2 separate regions of the Homo sapiens genome follow, and region 2 is linked to region 1. Evidence: chromatin contacts called from ENCODE Hi-C or POLR2A ChIA-PET data. All regions are on one chromosome and are shown on one strand. The core of a region is the stretch at or near the end of the contact, and the rest is flanking DNA. Distances in the headings are between cores, read along the strand shown.

Evidence for each region. Hi-C counts contacts between places; a loop is a spot of excess contacts on that map. ChIA-PET counts read pairs that join two places held with the same protein, here RNA polymerase II (POLR2A). Pooled maps may share reads with other maps.
Region 2: a loop to region 1 is called in a map of ascending aorta, with 11 times the contacts of the local background. The contact joins the promoter of RAP2A here to the promoter of TEX30 in region 1. A Hi-C loop is called at or near these places in 4 of 168 maps with a recorded cell type or tissue (CD4-positive, alpha-beta memory T cell, ascending aorta and naive thymus-derived CD4-positive, alpha-beta T cell) and 10 of 50 pooled maps. POLR2A ChIA-PET finds 5 or more read pairs at or near these places in 3 of 52 experiments (CD4-positive, alpha-beta T cell, CD4-positive, alpha-beta memory T cell and CD8-positive, alpha-beta T cell).

Annotation. Positions count from the first base shown.
Region 1 is chr13:102,771,782-102,776,924 of GRCh38, reverse strand. It overlaps TEX30 (testis expressed 30), which reads left to right and starts at 3,139. Exons shown (of 6, transcript NM_138779.5): 1 at 3,139-3,243. RefSeq lists enhancers at 2,029-2,706, 2,707-3,384 and a silencer at 2,967-3,306.
Region 2 is chr13:97,430,327-97,435,784 of GRCh38, reverse strand. RAP2A (RAP2A, member of RAS oncogene family) reads right to left here and starts at 1,616. Exons shown (of 2, transcript NM_021033.7): 1 at 1,001-1,616. The coding sequence starts at 1,314. RefSeq lists silencers at 1,440-1,499, 1,520-1,879 and enhancers at 2,030-2,079, 2,100-2,229, 1,501-2,432, 2,380-2,519.

The DNA.
Region 1 (5,143 bases), core at 1,890-4,389:
AGTTTCACAGAGCTCATGTCAAGGTATTGGCAGGGCTGATTCCTTCTGGAGTCTCTGAGAGGGGAAAACTTTTCCTTGCTATTTCCAGCTTCTAGAGCTGCAGTCCTTATATTTCTTGTCTTGAGGCCCCTCTTCCATCTTCTCAGCCAGCATCTTGGCATCTTCAAATCTCTCCGCTTCTGTCGTCACATCGCCTTTTGTTTCTCTGAATGGCACAGCAGAATTATTCATAATAACCAAAAAGTATAAACAATTCAAATGTCCACCAACTGGTGAATGGATACTCAAAAATGCTGAATACTATTTGGCAATAAAAATATATGAGTTGTAACAAGGTGCAAAGTTCTGATGCATGTCACAGCATGGATAAACCTTGAAAACATTATCCTAAGTGCAAGAGGCTAGAGGCATACGACCATACAGTGTAGGACTCCATTTATATGAACTGTCCAGAAAAGGCAAATCCAGAGAGACAGAAAGTATGTTAGTGGTTGCCCGGGGTTAGGGGTAGGAACAGAGAATGGCTGTAATGCCAGTGAATCCCAAAATTGGAGCTCAGCCTGAGAGGGTTCTTGACTTTGCACAGGAAAGGATTCAAGAGCAAACTGACAGTAAAATGAAAGCAAAGCAAGTACATTAGAGCAACAAAGCACAGGAAAATTGCTTCTGGTAAACTGAGCAGGGCTACCCCACAGGCAGAGTAACACTCATGGATTGCTGGCTAGCTATATATATATATGTATCTACATATACATATATATGTATATACATACATATCATATATATGTATCTACATATACATATATATGTATATACATACATATGTGTGTATATACATATATATGTATATACACACATATATACACATATATAATATATACATACATATAATATATACATACGTATATAAACATATACATGTTATATATACATATGTGTATATATACACATATATACATATATAGTATTTATACTATATGACTATATGTATATAGTATTTATACTATATGACTATATGTATATAGTATATACATACACACATAAATACTATATATAATATTTATACTATATATGTATACATAGTATTTATACTATATATAGTACGGATATATATTATATGTGTGTATATATACACATATGTATATGTGTGTGTGTGTATGTATATATATATATATATAGAGAGAGAGAGAGAGAGAGACGGAGTCTCGCTCTGTTGCCCAGCCTGGAGTGCAGTGGTGCGCTCTTCTCGGCTTTGCAACCTCTGCCTCCAGGGTTCAAGCAATTCTCCTGCCTCAGCTCCCGAGTAGCTGGGACTACAGGTGCCTGCCACTACGCCTGAGTAATTTTTGTGTTTTTGGTAGATGCCGGGTTTCACCGTGTTGGCCAGGCTGGTCTCCAACTCCTGACCTCAGGTGATCCACCCGCCTTGGTCTCCCAAAGTGCTGGGATTACAGGCATGCGCCAGGGCACCCGGCCACTGGCTAGCTATATTTATACCTACTCCTTCATCGTACGCTAAATAAGGGGTGGGTTATTCACGAATTTTCTAGAAAAGGGGTGGGGAGTTCCCCGGAACTGAGAATTCTTCCGTTTTTAAACCATATAAGGTAAGGTCTGGGCATTGCCATGGCATTCGTAAACTGTCAGAGTGCTGGTGGAAGTGTTGTAGCATGTTCATGTATTATAATTAGTGTATAATGAGCAGTGAGGGCACTAGAGGTCACTTTGGTCACCATCCTGGTTTTAGCTGGCTTGGGCCTGTTTCTTTAGGGCAGTTTTGGCCGTTTTTTTAGGGCATCCTGTTCTGACCAGATCCTGTTTTGCTCAGCAGGTGGTGATCAGTGCTTGGAAAGTCCTGCTGATCTCCTACCTCAACTATAACTGTGCAAATACTTTTCAGGGGGATAATGGAAATGTTCTTAAATTATAGTGATGGTTGCAAATGGTTTTAAAATTACTGAAAATGATTGAATGGTACACTTCAAATGAGTGAATTTTATGGCATGTAAAGAAATGTTTTTTAAAAACACAGCTAAAAAATTAGGAGACAAAGAAGTATTAAGACTTTGTAATTTGGGGAAACACTTGTGATAAATGACAGCGACTATGTGGTTTTGTGGAATGTATTTCCTTGTATGTACCGTGACAGAAAAGAGGGCAGGTGCCAACTGCACTGGGCTTGGGGAAGATTCATTCATTTAAGAAATTTTTTTTTTTCTGAGCATTATTCATACACAAGAGGTTCACGGTTAAAACAAAAATTTACAAAAAGCAACCCTTTCTTCACCTGGGAGCTTATAGCGCAGTGAGGAGACACAGATACATCCATAGCTCGTGAGGTGACCGGGGAAGGACAGGAAGAGCGGGGAGGTGATCAGGGGAGGCCTCGCTGTGAAAACCACGCGCCCTGTCGACCCCGAGGAGACGCGGCCCACGCTGGGAGGGAGCAGCCAGGACAAAAGCCGGTCGTCGTGGGGTCCCGCCTGGTGAGTGGGGGTGAGGACAGCGAAGTGTGGGCTGCCCTGGGCTTCCAGGGAAAGGAGCCAGATGGAGAGGGGAGATGTGGGGGACCGATCGCGTGCAACAGCCTAGGCCACTGCCGGCCGCTGGCTGTGGCAATGAGCGCGGAGCCTTTGGAAGATCCAGGGGACAGGCTTCCACAGCATCCACGTGGCTGCGGCGTCGCCGACAAGGCCCAGGCGGGGGCAAGATGGTACGAAGCGACCATTTAAGTGATTGTTACAATCATCCCCGCAAAGATAACAGGGGGCTTGACCCCATGTAGAAGTGTGCGAAGCGGCTGGTTTCTGTCAGCGTTTGACCTTAACGGGAGTAACGAATCGACTATGGGTGTGAGGAAGACTGGTCAGAGCTGATCGCGCCTCGGAATGGAGTGGTGGCTGGGATGCGGAAAGGCCCCGAGTGGAGCAATCCTGGGTGAGGCGGAAACGGGGGCTGACTTTCCAGCCGTCCGCGTGCTACTGAGGCGGCGGCCACCCTGGCACCTTCCCCTAGCTCCGCTAGTCCGCGCGTACAGCCCTGGGATGTGGCGGGCTGGGAGACCCACGCTCCCGGCGTGCTCTGCGGCCCGGCCCGCGCACCCGGGGGGCGTGGCCTGCGCGCGCGTGCGTCGTAGCCGAACGCTGTGGCGGGGCAGGCGAGGCGGTCGCTTCGAGCGCGCTAGTCAGCTCCCTGAAGGGAGTGACGGCGGTTGGGTGCCCGCGGCCACTTTTGCCTTCCCGGGTAAGTGCGGCGGTGGCGGTTGGCGCCGCCGGCTGACGGGCGGCTTCCTGGGAGACGGGGAGAGCACCCGGCAGGCCCGCCTGAGACGTTTGAGGCTCGCGGGCGTCACTCCTCAGGGGCGTCTGGTCCGAGCCGGGAGGCGTTCCGCTAAGTTCGGTGCCCGCGGGCACCAGCCGGTGGGGGCTTCGTCCGCTTTGCCGGGTAGGAGGGCGGAATGTGGGGTTGGTACGGGCGGGGAGAGCCGGACGGGGCCAACCTGGACCACGTCAGCCAGTCCCGGGTGACTGGCTCGAAGTAGCCTCGGAGTTGAGAGGGGTCGACCGGGGCAGCCCGCGGCGCAGCCCCGGCAGCGCGCATTTGCGGAGAGAACGGATCCCGTGCCCCGAGCGCCGCCGAGCCCCGCACGCCCGTGAGACCCGCTTTGAATTTTCTCTCCATGTTTGCTGGGGTTGTTGACCCGACCCCCCGTAAGACTCGGACTCAACGTTTTTGTTTGCCCCACGACAGCCAGCTTAATGCTGTGGACGTAACAGGGCACGAACGTTTGTAACTGAAAGTTGAAGGGGCTGTGGCGTCTCCGTCCCGTGGCGTGGGAGGTGATCGCCCAGCCCTTGTGAGTAGTTGTCGTCCTAGAACTCCGCCGACCGCCTAGCCGGTGGAGCCGGCGCTCCGGACGCCACTAGAGCTGGCGTTTCGTGGGCGCAGCACCTCTAGCCGGTCATCTTCACCATCGCCATTGAGGGCACTGAGGCCGGGCCAGGCTTCAAACCCTGCCCTCTCTGAACCTGAAGCCAGAGATGAAAACCCAGACGACAGTGGCCTGGCACGGTGGCTCACGCCTGACCCCAGCACCATGGGAGGCCGAGGCGGGTGGATCACCTGAGGTCAGGAGTTCAAAACCAGCCTGGCCAACATGGTGAAACCCCGTCTCTACTAAAATTAGCTGGGCGCGGTGGCGGACGCCTGTAATCTCAGCTACTCGGGAGGCTGAGGCTGGAGAATCTCTTGAACCCGGGAGGCAGAGGCTGCAGTGAGCCGAGATCGCGCCGCTGCACTCCTGCCTGGGGGACAGAGCAAGACTCTGTCTCAAAAAAACAAACCCAGATGACCTAGAGCAGGTTGCTTGGGGATTGCATTATGGGGCATTTTCCGTGTTTCTGAAGAAAACCAGCATGTGTGCAGCTGCCGTGAAGAACACACTGTGCATCGTGAAGTCTGAAAAGAAGTAAAGCAGACCGGGAGAGGTGGCAAACGCCTTGGGATCCCAACGGTTTGGGAGGCCAAGGCAGGGGGTATCGCTTGAGCCCGGGAGTTCAAGACCAGCCTGCGAAACATAGGGAGACCCTCGTCTCTACAAAAACATTTAAAAATAATAAGCGGGCGTGGTGGTGAGCGTCTGTAGTCCCACCTACTCAAGAGGCTGAGGCGAGAGGATCGCTTGAGCTCAGGAGTTCGAGGATTCAGTGAGCTTATGATTGCGCCACTCAATTTTCCGGCCTGTCCGCCGGAGCGAGAACCTGTCTCAAAAAAAAAAAAAATAGGGAAGCATTCTAAATTAAGATAGTGGTTGTTTACATGCATCTAAATTTACTCCTTCATGAAGTTTCACTAAACTTACATTAAGGCTATTTAAAAACAAACATGAACCTCCAGCAATGGGAGAATAGGAAAGGAAACGCTGGCAATCAAATAGCGGGCTCCAAAACATGTATGGCTTAGCAAACCCTGTATTAACCACAGAATCTTCAAACTGCACGGAAACTGGCAGCACTGGACAGCGGTGGTACTGGGAATGAAGGTGGTGTGGTGCAGAAGGTGGGTGTAAGGAGCTTAAAGAAAGATGATTTAGGTGAAATCTGAGAAGCAATTGGATATCCAGATCCCCTTCCCCATTTCACCT
Region 2 (5,458 bases), core at 367-2,866, 5.3 Mb after region 1:
AACAGTAATGTGTAATTAAATGATAATTAGAAAAATTTGCCAAAACTTTGAACTAAGATATTATCACATTTCTAATGCTTAAAATTACACGGAAAAATATATTCAGTGAATTTAAGAGAAAACAAACATTTTAAATCATTTATCAGCCATATTTCCAAAATGTATACTTTAGAAAAGAATTTATATATATATATAAAGGCTTATTAACATTAACTTTAAATTAGCTAATACTTGTGTCACACTTTTGAAGAAGCTTCTGTTTTGTTTCCAGGAACTGGTGGTGGTGGTGTGGTGGTGTTTTTTTTTTTTTTTTTTTTTTGGAAGGGGTTAAGGCGGCTATATTAAAAACAAAAAAACAAAAACAAACAGTTAAGCTGCATTCTTTTCCTGTGAATGGCTTATTTGTACTCCTCTGTTAATATTCTCGAAACCCCATTTAGCTTATGATGTCTTCAAATAATTTAATAATCTGTCTTTAAAGTTTTGCACTAAATTAGAGACTTAATTTTTGTAAAACGCCTTGGAACCATAAACCTTTAACGAGATGAGAAAGGTCTCCTTCCTCTGGACTTGACTTTACTGTATAGGTGTGTGAGCGATTTTTACTGTCAAACATTGCCAAGGCAGATTGTTGTTGTTCAGTCTGCAAATGTCTCGACTATACCTGCACAGTTCCTCTCTTCCCAAGACAAATCTATCCACCCCTTTCCCCCCTGCAAGTTTTAAACTTTGTTTCCTTGGGGGCTCTGTAACAAGCAATGCTAACAACGTCCAAGAGACAAAGAGCTGTTCTGTGGGCTAACACGATGCCAAATTTTAGTTGTGAAACAAAGCACTCAAATTTGAGATTGAGGAGGAGGAGCAGAATGACAATAGTAAAGCCTCCAGCTTGGAGCCACCCCCCAGAAAGCCCCTTCCCCGGAGCCCCGCGCGGGGAGTTCCAGCCCCGGGACGGTGACTCCGGGGTGCAGCCGCCAAGCCCCCGTGTGCCCTCGCTCACCGCTTCACGCGGATGATCTGGTCCCGCATGGGCTTGATGTCCTGGAAGCTCTGCTGGTTGACGAGGCTGTAGACGAGGATGAAGCCCTGGCCGTTCTTGATGTACAGGTCCCGCATGGACGCGAACTGCTCGGTGCCCGCCGTGTCCAGGATCTCCAGCACCGACGGCGACGAATCCACCTCGATCTCCTTGCGGTAGAAGTCCTCGATGGTGGGGTCGTATTTCTCGATGAAGGTGCCGGTCACGAACTGCACGGTCAGGGCGGATTTGCCTACCCCGCCCGAGCCCAGCACCACCACTTTGTACTCGCGCATCGTCCCTCCGCGGCCGCCGCCGCCGCCGCCGCCCGCGACATAGACCTACGCCGGCCGCGCTGCGCCCCCAGCCCCGGCCCCGGCGGCCCGCCCCGCCGCCTCCCGCTGCCGCCCCCACCTCACAGCCGCGGCGGCCCCCTGGGCGCCGGCGGCGGCGGCGGCAACTGAGGGAGCAGCGGCCCTGGGCATGGGCCGGGCCGAGCCGGGCGGCGATGCGGCCCCGTAGGCACCGGGTGGGACTGAGGGCGAGCAGAGAGAGAGACCGGGAGCCGCTGGTGCCGCCCGAGCCGCGGGCCCGCAGTGCCGCCCGCCCCGCCCCTCGCGCCTCCACGCCCAGATCCCCGCCCGCCGCCGCCGCCGCCGCCGCCGCTACCCCCAGCGCTCGAGCGCGCGCCCGAGCCCCAGCCGCAGCGCGGCCAGGGGCGGGGTCCGGCGGCCGGGGCGGAGCCCGCGGCGCAGCCCCGCCCCCGCCCCCTAGGCGACGGGCCGCGAGCGCTCCCGAGAGGCTTTGCGGGGCTCGGAAGCTTCTGCCCGCGCGGAGATAAACAAGCACCGCGACCGCCGAGCAGCGCCGAACCCAGCGCGCCCAGTCAGACCCCAGGGCCTGTGTACCGAGCATGCGCAGTTCCCGCCCAAGCCAGGAGCAGCGTCAACCTGAGACTCCCGAGACATTAAGAATTCGGAAGGGATGAGATGGTAGAGGGGCTAGAGCTACCTCCAAGCTTTATCCTGAGGCGGGGAGTGAAGGAGAGATGCCCAAGGCCCAAGAGGGGCCGCGAGGGCCTTTGTCCGATGCCACCCAGTCTGTCAGCACTCCTAGAGCTTTGGTTTTATCTTGTATTAGCATGTGAAGCTTTAAGGGGGGGGCACCTACAGGCTTCTGACTGAAGTTGTGTAAACGCAACAAAATGAAGCTTTGGAGCGTTAGGACATTGATGGGAGGGTGACGCCCCCCTCTAGCAGCGCGCCAGAGGGGCGAGTCAGAGGCGGCCACACACCACGGAAGTCGGGTCCAAGCCCGCTGACGTCGCCGGGGTCCCGCCCACCAACCCTCTGGACCCGCCCACATTTCTTCTAGACCCGCCCCTTTCGGTGCCGAACTGAAGTCGAGCTCTTCCCACGCCCTGTCAGCCACGGGTGAGTTGAAAACCTGGAGAGCGGAATCCCGAACGGCAGCCGGAAGGCCCTGGACTCCTCATAGCAACAGCCAGCTAGGGGCATCTAGTGGGAAGCTGGGATTCATTCTAGCCAACCACATCACGTCTCTGTACCACAAGGTACCATTCACGACCAATAAGAGAGCGCCCCCATACCACGTGCCTTTACTCCTTCAACCAATCGAGAAAAACGCTAGTCGTAGGATCCGCAAGCCCACCTCCCAGTGCCTTGCCAGGCGGGGCTCTTCGCGCACGCTCTGCCAACCAATCGTAGGTGAGCTGGCGAGTGACGGAAGCTTCGGCCAAGCCAACCAGAGCTCGCGAGCCCCTTGCCACCGAGGCCGGCGGGATGGAGACAGGGACCGGCTGCTGGGGTTTGGGAGGGGCAGAGATTGAGGAGCCAGTTGCTGTGCCCTGTTCTGGCAAAAGAACAAGATGCGTTGCAAGCCAGAATGATGAATTCCACTTTTCACGTCGCCTCCGTGGCATTCTGCCTAAATGATGGGCATGGAAATGGTGCTGAGGGATGTGGGCTGAATCGAGAACACAGGGACTTTTGTCTTCAGGGTGAGAAATGTTCCGGTCCTTAAGGAAACATCGTGCAGCAGTTGCATGGGTCTTCCAGGCGTTCCTCCCAAAACATTATTTTTTTTCTTTCACTATTGAGTTTTAAAACTTAGCGTTCTGTCGCTAGCATTGCATCTTAGTTACACATCCTCTCCCACCCATAACGTCAAATTTAGGAGACGATACATCCCCAAGCTTTCCTGCATTATTTTTTGCAGTAACTGGTTATTCAGTTTACTTTCTTTAAACTATGTCCTTCTCAAACTAGTCTCACCTGTTCGTTACTGTCGCACATTTCCTGCGAATAACACGTTTCTGTAGTTCTGTTGTTAGAGCCTGGCATACCTCTCCCCGTTCCTCTTTCCCACAAGGTCATCATGCAGAGGGGATTTTGGTCTGAGTTAAAAGCCAGGTATTCTTTCACCATCTTTTCTGTCGATAGTCAAACTACTACAAAGACTACTCAAATTTAGTAGTTTCTTATTTCCCTATAGCTTCGTTATATTAGAATGGATAACTTATATTTGCATTACCTTGCTGTAATGAACACACACCAAGTTTTCATTTAAAATTATCAAGGACAAATGTCCTCTGAATTTAAAAATGTGTATGTAGTAAAATATAACTCAGCATTTCTTGATTACATATCATTAAAATATGAATGGTACTATCTGAGCCACCAGAATCAGCAGTGAAGGTATTATATTAATAAAAAGGACTAAGAATCAGGACTGTTTTAAGGGAACTGGAACCGAAGAGGATCTACTATTTCATCCTAGGCTAGTTAACATGAAATAGTGAATTAAAATTGAAAGAGCTTACATGGATGCTTCATATCTGAGCTACTTTGGCAGGGATGTTTCAAGAGGATGTAGGTAAGTATGGTGTTCACCTAGCTTTCCAGAAGTCTCATATTTTGTGTAAAATTGGTATGCTTATTCATGGTTACTTTGGGTTAGTAGAAGCTATACTTCTTTTCCAAGGAAAGACAGACTGTCTTAAGATTCTAACTGTGCATCTTGGTGATAAGAAGTTCTTAGGGTTGTTAAATAGAGCCAGGAAGCGTGAAGCTTTCTCTCTAGATCATGACAACTCATCTAGTACCTTGCATTACAAAGGAGCTCTAAGTCCATTTACTTTGCAAGGAATGAAGTTCCAGTGATTAATGTTTTTGAGAAATTTGTATTGGGATTGTGGGGTCCAGAAGGTTGCCTTAAGTAACTGTTTTCATGACTCCTAGGTCCCTAGATGTTGAGAAGCTCTGGATTGAAGCTGTCACAAAAATAGTGAGTGGGCTCCGTAGTCACTCCATTTAGCATAATACAGAGTAGGACAGCTTTGTGACATTTCTCAGGCTATTTCCCCTGACCTCTCATCAATGCTGACGTTTTTGATAAGAAGGGGTATAGAGACTGCAGCCCTTGGGGTGGTTACAGTTCATTTATTTACAGGCCTTATATTGACAGGCCTCAGATTTCATGCTCAGTACCATAAAGGTTGATTTTTAACCACCAAGAGGCAAAAGAAACATGACAGGTCGGAGCATATTTTCTCACCTATTCTGGCTTAAATGATGGTACTTACCTGATTTGTGGTTGTAGGTGAAATGTTGGGTGAAAGATTAGCTGCTATAAAAAGGATGTCAGGACGTGTAGAGAATTTAGAGGACTTGGGTGGGAGATGGATGTCTATTTTCTAACCCCTTAGTCATGTTCATTCCGATGCCAGCATAAACTCTATTTTGAGATGATTATAGAAATAACTTATATCTTCATTTGTTTGTGGGAAATAAAAAATAAAAATGATATAAAAGAAATTTGAATTATTCCCAAGAGCTGTAAATCTGTAAGATAGTGAAAACTTAACGCAGTAACTGACACTGCAGGATCCCTTTAGTTTCCAAAGTGCATTGCCAGGAGAATAAAAAGAAAGAAAATCTTCATTTCTCCTCTCTCCACTAAATCTGAAAGGGAGTTATCTCACCTATAGCCAGATACCTTCAATTATCGCACTTGTGTTACCGTGGAAACCCAAGTCCATCCTTTCTTTCTGTAAAAGGTGTTGGAAAAGGTGGTATGAAGTGGGAAAGGTACTGTATTCTGGGACTTCCTGACACCAGCAAGAAGCAAATATGCAGATAATTTAATAGAAACAAATTAGTAGAGGATGTTTGTAATGCGAGGGGTACTTTTCGACTGTAAAACCCTGATTCCTAATGCTTCTTATTAAAGCCTGCATGCCTCTGATTAAACATAAAGGGGAAGGGCATGTCAAGTACATTTAGCACCTGTGAAACGCTGCTGGCAAGTATAAGGAGAGCAGACGATGGTTTCTTGACCTGTGAGGCTCCTAATACAGTTGAGAATCTGCAGTATATATGTGGAGTGGAAAGGAAGGGGCAAAATAAACTTTGTTCTTCC